2 separate regions of the Homo sapiens genome follow, and region 1 is linked to region 2. A link is a contact called in ENCODE Hi-C or POLR2A ChIA-PET data. All regions are on one chromosome and are shown on one strand. Each heading gives the region's core, a stretch centred on a gene start or an enhancer-like site at or near the end of the contact. The rest is flanking DNA. Distances are from core to core; before and after follow the strand shown. Region 1 overlaps CDH11 (cadherin 11). Region 2 has its middle 520 kb from the start of LINC02165.

Region 1 (3,309 bases), core at 610-3,109, 820 kb after region 2:
CCAATTTATTCCAAAATAGAAACGGAAAAATAGTTTTACAATACCAAATGACTGAATCATCGAAGTGTCAAATTAAATATTGATACCATCAATTTGAGTCTAAAATACTTTCTTGGGTTAACAGAACCCAGGAAGAAAGGTAAGCAACTACCAATCCCATAGCACAAACCTTAGAAGGTTCTCCCTGGAAGCCCCTTTCATTTCACCCAGTTTATTCCTCCAACACACATCAGTTGACCACCAATTGCACCATAGGACTGTGCTGGGGACCAGGGACACGGTGATGAACAAGATTAGAACCTTGCCCCTCATGAGCTTGCATTGTATCTAATTTTGGCTGCTCTGACCTCAAACCTGGATAGAATTTCCCAGGAGAACTCTTGAGATTTGCCATCTGACTCAGAATAAATTAGCCAATAACCCCATCAGCCTGTAGATCAGAGCTGCTGAGTATAAGTCCAGACCCTGCCACTGTACGATTGTGGCAAATCCCTTTGCACTCAGAGCCTCACTTTCCCCATCTGAACAATCAAGAGGTAAGTAAGTTTAATATCTTAGAAAGCTAGAAGCTCCGTTATTTTATGGGGCAACAAATTCATTTGTCCCCAGGATATTCAGACACCTCACACTAAACCAAAAGCCACGGAACATGGAGAGAACATAGGACACTCCTCATGTCCACAAAAGCAAACACCTATCCAGTAGGAGAGTGAAGGAAGGAATGCAGGGAGCTGGTGACTATAATCTCCATGGGGCAAGTTTTGGAGTCTGACAATCCAGGGTTCAAATCCTGCCTCTACCCTGTAATTGAACGTGTGACTTTGAGTGAATGGCTCGACTCAACTGTACAAGTTTCAGTCTCCACATCTGCAAAGTGGTATCTCTAATGACAAACTCACAGCATTGCCCTGAAGATTAAAGAAGGGGTATACATAAGGCACTTGGCACCACCCCACACATGCCATGGGTGAGCAATAAATTTTACCCAAATTAATGTGAATTAACAGAAATATTATTATGCATTGGAAACCCCTGCTAAGACTGAATCTTGTTCACTTTCCTAGTGCCAGCACCTGGTATAGGTCAGTCACACAGAAGGTGCTCAGTAAATAAATAAATGTTAACTCTGATTAACTCATACTGATTAGAAACTCTGATTGGAAAATAGGTACAAATGAATAACTAAAAATAGGAAAAGGAATTGCTTGTTACTTTATAAACACAATTTGTTCAGGGAGAGTATTTTTCAAAATGCAAGGCAAAATGGTGATGACAAGGTCACAGACTCTGGGAGACGCTGAAAAAAACCAACCTCCCACATGGCTTGTGAGATCAGCAGAGGCAAGAGCCAAATGCATGAGTCATGCCCAGCAATTCTGAGGCAGGGACCAATCAGAGGTATGTGCTGTCCTCGTCACTGTCCGACTGAACTCTTCATTCATTGAACAAACAGTTCAAAAGGTCCTTTGAGGAACTCCCTGGTGCCCTTTGGCAGAAGAGTGGCCACAGAGCTGACACCTCGAGCAGAAAATGTGAGAACCTATGCTCAAGAGAAAGTGGTCCCAGTGGAAAATGAAAGGAGGTCAAGGCAGGGAAACCAGCAAGCCCGTTAACGATTCCATACAATGCCACAGAAGTGTTTTCCAAAAGCAGAGTCCCCACATAGCAACGGAAAATGCCAGCTTAATTTAGGCAGCTGCACAACACACACGCACACACACAAACGCGTGCATACACACATGCATGTATAAATATATGCACATACACCCCCATGCGCAAACTCCAAAAAGGGAGAAACGACTCTAAAATAGCAGAGTCCACTTTGAATCACAGTGAACAAACGGTTATGATCCATTTATGGTGATGAGTAAGGGGTTACGTAGTGGCTCTCTGTAACTAGGTCAGGCACCAATTGGTAGTCAGCTCCACAGACCCAGGAAGATTTAATGAGGAGGGGACCAGACAAAGACAGAAGATGGAAATAGTGCCCCAAGCGCGTGTCCCCAGACACCACAATCTGGCGATGGGATCCAGTCCATGCTATTTCTCTCAAAGATAGACCGGAACAAACTTTTGGAAACTCCTGACATGCGGATCAACAGTCCAGGCCAAGCCGTTGAGCCATGGCTCTGGCAGCAGCAACCAGGCTGGAATAAAAACAAACTCTGAATCAAAGGAAGATCGTGACCCGAGCCGAAAGTACAGAAAGAGCAAAGGCATACAGAGGCGGCAGCTGTTACAGCAGGGACAAGACATAAATAAAACGGCACTGCCAGCCTCAAGCTTGTGTCCACAAAAGCCAATCCCCTTTGCTGGGATCTATGCGCCACCGTTCCCGTCCCTCGTCCCTGCTGGGTAGTAGTAACTGGCACCTGCATTCAGGCTGGCAGATGGAGAGGCCAGGCTTATTGATTCCAGTGCCTACTCACTCCACCATCACGAAGGTCATGGTGCAGCAGCTAGCCGCCGAGGGACTTCCTTGACAGGCAGATTCCAGCCTTGGCAATGCCAGGAGGCACCTTCTCTCTTCAATCTCGGGACACCTCATGTGGGGAGACCAAGGGCCACAGGACCGTGAGAGGGCTCAGCCCAGCTTTGTTCTGGACAGACGGAGAGGCGGCTCCTGATCCCTGGCACTGCCAGCAGCCCTGTGAATGAGCCACTGTGGTAAGACACACACCCACTGCTAATGAGACCCACACAGACACAAGCAAGAAAGACAAGTGCAGTGGTTGCTACAAAACAGGCAGAGAAGAAGCCAAGTCCGGCAGAGGCAGGATCACATTGTGCCCACCAGGCTCATGGTACCCCCAGCCCACGGCAGGGTCCCAATCCAAAAGGGAGGACCTCGAACTATTTGTCTTCCCTTGAACTAACAGCATCTTCTTGTCCAATTTTTTTTTTAAATTGGCAGCCAAAATTTTATGGATATTTTTAAAAAGTAAATGACATCATCTATCTATTACTCTTATTGTTTTAGGGAGCATTTTTAACTTAAAAACCTAAAGGGGTAGATTTTTCAGAATGGAAACACACTTGGCAGTGAAATACTTGTATATTGAAGAAAAGGATGCATGAAATTGCTTTAGAACTTTAAAAACAATTTAAATTTATTTTACACTATTGTATTGTATATTGTAAAGTAGTAAAGAGTGGGCTCTGGGCAAGTTGCCTGATCCAACTTGTTCTAGTCACTAGCTGGATAGCCTTAAACCAGCTACTCAACCTCTGCATACCTCCATCACCTCACTGCTAAAATGGAGATTAGGGTGTGCCTCCCATGTGGGGTTTCCTATAAAAATTAAATAA
Region 2 (3,578 bases), core at 346-2,845:
ACCACTTTCAGTTTGGTTTTCTGTTACATGCTAAATAAAAATACAGATGTTTATGACTAATATACATGCACAAGCAATTTCTTTTATATAAGAGCACTTTAAGTGACATGTGTATATAATTACTTATATAATTTCTACAGGAAACAAAGCTCTAAACAAATTGTAGAAAATGAATCTGTGCACTAAACGTGCTAACTAATTTGTCAAAGGCAAATTTTTTCTTTTTTTTCCAATTAAAAAAAAGTCTTGCTGTCTTCAAGAGCTACTTTCTTATAGGAAGAAAATCTAATCTATTTCACTGATTAATGAGACAGTGTATACATAGCACCCAGTACAGTGGTCTAGATTTTGTGCTAGACATTATGCCAGACCATTAATGAATGTCATCACTCCTTTCTTTTCCAGAATTCACAGGACATTCTCACCGTTGTTACCAAAGATTGTTCATTGAGAATAGAATCTAAGGTAGGTGGAGAAATTATATTGTGACTCTTGGTGAGTTCCTCAACTGCCCCTCTCACTCCCTCCTTTGGTGAAAATGGTGACTTACTGTGTGCCAGGAGATTGAAATTATCCTATTATATTCAGAATTTAAATAAAATTTGATATAAAAATTGCTGTGATTATTTTTTGTTCTCATCTTTGAATGCTGCAGCCAGGCTGAAAGCCCATGTGCCAAGTTTTCTGCCTGGAGGAAGATTGTGTGGCTGAGTTATAAATACATTGATGGATCCAGCTGGAACTGTCTCTTGTAATTTAATATGCAAAGAAATAATCTGAGTCATAGATGAAGACAAGCAGTTCCTTTTAGATAAGAGTGCTCTCTAAGTTTGGCTATGCAGATGACTTTCAAGAGACTTCTTCCAAAGAAGAACAAGAAATGGTCTCAGGACAAGTGGGGCAAAGCTTTGACCTTGAATCTAGCATTCAATTGCCTGTCCCGTCGTTCTTCCAAACATCAGCAAAGTGGCTTATGCCATCTAAATTCTCCTTCAGTAGGTTTTACATAAAAAGTCTGTTTTCCAATGTTGGAAACAAAATGGATTTTAATTTCTATAAAGTACACTTTTTAATATTCCTTCAAATTAAATAATATGTATGGGTAACTACTATGAATGAGATAACACGCTGAGCAGTGGAGGAGCAGGAAGACTAAGAAATAAAAATTGCAATTGGACCCTGCTCCTCGAAGTATAATGTTGAAATCACAATTTAACACATAGCCAGTTGAAATAGCTCTTAAAATATGCCTTTATTTTTTAAAATTTATAATATGATAATGCTATCATGTCAATAATAACATTAATAACTATTTAACAATTAATAATGATGCTATTAGTACTTTCTCAATAATAAGTGATTTCATTTGATAACATATGGAGACTGTTTCAGTTAACTATTGTTATCTAACAAGCCACTCCACAACTTAGTGGCTACGAACAGCAATTATTTATCATAAGTATGTGAAGTGGTTAAGAGATTCTCCACTATTTTTACCTGGATTCCTTCTTGCATTGCATTTATCAGCAGGATTGGCTGTCCTAGAAGCTGCCAGATCCTCTCATTTGCACGTCTGGTAGTTTGAGCTGACTGTCTGCTGAGGCACCTCCATTCTCCTCCACATGACCTCTCATTCTCCAGCAGACTAGATCAGTTTCCTCAAATGGCAGGCCCAGGGAAGTATTCCAAGAGGGTGAAAATGGAGCTTGCAAAGTGTATTTTGAAGTCAGGGAGTGTGACACCCCCTAGCTTTGTTATTTTTGCTCAGAATTATTTTGACTATTTGGGGTCTTTTGTGTTTCCATATGAATTGTAGGATTATTTTTTTCTAATTCTGTGAAGAATGTCATTGGTAATTTGATAGGAATTTCATCAAATCTGTAAATTGCTTTGGGAAGAATTGTCATTTTAACAATATTAATTCTACCAATCATGATCATGGAATCTTTTCATGGTTCTGTGCTCTCTTCAAATTATTGCATCGCTGTTTTATAGCTTTTCTTGTACAGATCTTTCACCTTTCTGGTTAAACTAATTCCTAGATATTTCATCTTTTTGACTCTATTATAAATGGGGTTGCTTTTTTGATTTCTTCTTCAGATTGTTCACTGTTGGCATGTCCAAATGCAACTGTTTTTTGTGTATTGATCTTGTATCCTGCAACTTTACTGATTTTTTTAATCAGTTCTAATAGTTTTTGGTAAAGTCTTTAAGTTTTTCTAAATATAAGATCATATCATCTGAAAACAGGGATAATGTAACTTCTTTCTTTTCAGTTTGGATGCTCCTTATTTTTTATTCTCTTGCCTAATTGCTCTGACTAAGACTTCCAGTATTATGTCAAACAAAAGTAAAACTAGGCATCCTTGTCTTGTTCCAGATCTTAGAGGAAAGGCTTTCATTTTATTTTCTTGTTCAGCATGGTGTTAGTTGTGGGGTTGTCATATATGGCCTCTTTTTTTTGAAGTATGTTCCTTCTATCCCAGTTTGTGGAGGAATTATTTTTTATCATGAATGGATGATTAATTTTATTAAATGCTTTTTCAGCATCTGTTGAAGACAGAGAGCAGATTGTTGGTTACCAGAAGTTAGGAAGGGTTGGGGTATGGGATAAAGAGAGGTTGATTAATGAGCACCAATACACAGATAGATAGAGGAAATAAGACCGAGTGTCTGATAGATCAGTAGGGTGACTACAGTTAACAATAATCTACTGCACCTTTCAAAATAGCTGGAAGAGAATAATTCAAATATTCCTAGCATAAAGAAAATATAAATATTTAAGGTGATGGATATTTCCAGTCACTCTGCTTTGATATTTACAATTCATATGAATGTATCAAAATATCACATGTACCCTCCAGATATGTATATGTATTATATATCACCTTAAAATTTAAAAAAAAATCCTGAAAAAAAGTAGAGAAATACAGATGGTAAACATGAGAAAGCTAAGGCTCAGAATGATTAAGCAATAGCATGAATAGTAAATAGCAGAGTGAAGAGTCAAACATAGATAACCATGAGACAAATGATTTTGACTTTTCCATGGTATCACACTGTTTTTGGTGTAAGCAATTTTGCCTCCAAGAGATTGTGTTATCTTTTATCATTCCTGATGGAGAGTGGTTGTGGATATTTTACCAATAATGAATAGAGGTTGAGAGAAGTTTGTGATTTTGCTGCAAATTGGTAAATCAGGATTATCATACAGCATATTGATATTAAAATTCACTCCCCCCACCTGCCCACCATATCCACTAACATTTCATTGATGTCATTAATTGATTGATTGCTTCATTCATTCATTCCCTCTAAAAGCTCTGTGTATTCCATTGTCAGGGCATCAGACTAAACCAAACAGGGCAGCTAAAAGATTGTTGTGGGCCAATGATGACTCAGACCGGGGTACAGAAATAGAGTGAAGTGAATTAGTCTCGGTATCATTTTGAGTTAAAACTATGTGAGACACCAATACTTTTTGTCCTCAGCTTCATCCTGAAATCTTCCCCTGCTCTGCTTTTTATTGCAAGAATGGAGCTGTGACTATCTCCAGTAGGCTTAATTTTTAAGGCTTT

Evidence for each region. Hi-C counts contacts between places; a loop is a spot of excess contacts on that map. ChIA-PET counts read pairs that join two places held with the same protein, here RNA polymerase II (POLR2A). Pooled maps may share reads with other maps.
Region 1: a loop to region 2 is called in a map of gastrocnemius medialis, with 5 times the contacts of the local background. The contact joins two enhancer-like sites. A Hi-C loop is called at or near these places in 1 of 168 maps with a recorded cell type or tissue (gastrocnemius medialis) and 2 of 50 pooled maps. POLR2A ChIA-PET finds 5 or more read pairs at or near these places in 1 of 52 experiments (Panc1).

Annotation. Positions count from the first base shown.
Region 1 is chr16:65,069,617-65,072,925 of GRCh38, forward strand. The region is part of intron 1 of CDH11 (cadherin 11); the gene reads right to left. Among named protein-coding and RNA genes, the nearest start is that of CDH11, 51 kb to the right of the region's middle. RefSeq lists an enhancer at 2,054-2,972. Within about 2 kb of position 1,860, at least 17 of the 41 ENCODE cell types and tissues checked have a DNase peak (open chromatin) inside an H3K27ac peak, as active enhancers do; they include gastrocnemius medialis, where a contact is called at or near this core.
Region 2 is chr16:64,250,321-64,253,898 of GRCh38, forward strand. No RefSeq gene overlaps it. Among named protein-coding and RNA genes, the nearest start is that of LINC02165, 520 kb to the left of the region's middle. Within about 2 kb of position 1,596, at least 2 of the 41 ENCODE cell types and tissues checked have a DNase peak (open chromatin) inside an H3K27ac peak, as active enhancers do; they include gastrocnemius medialis, where a contact is called at or near this core.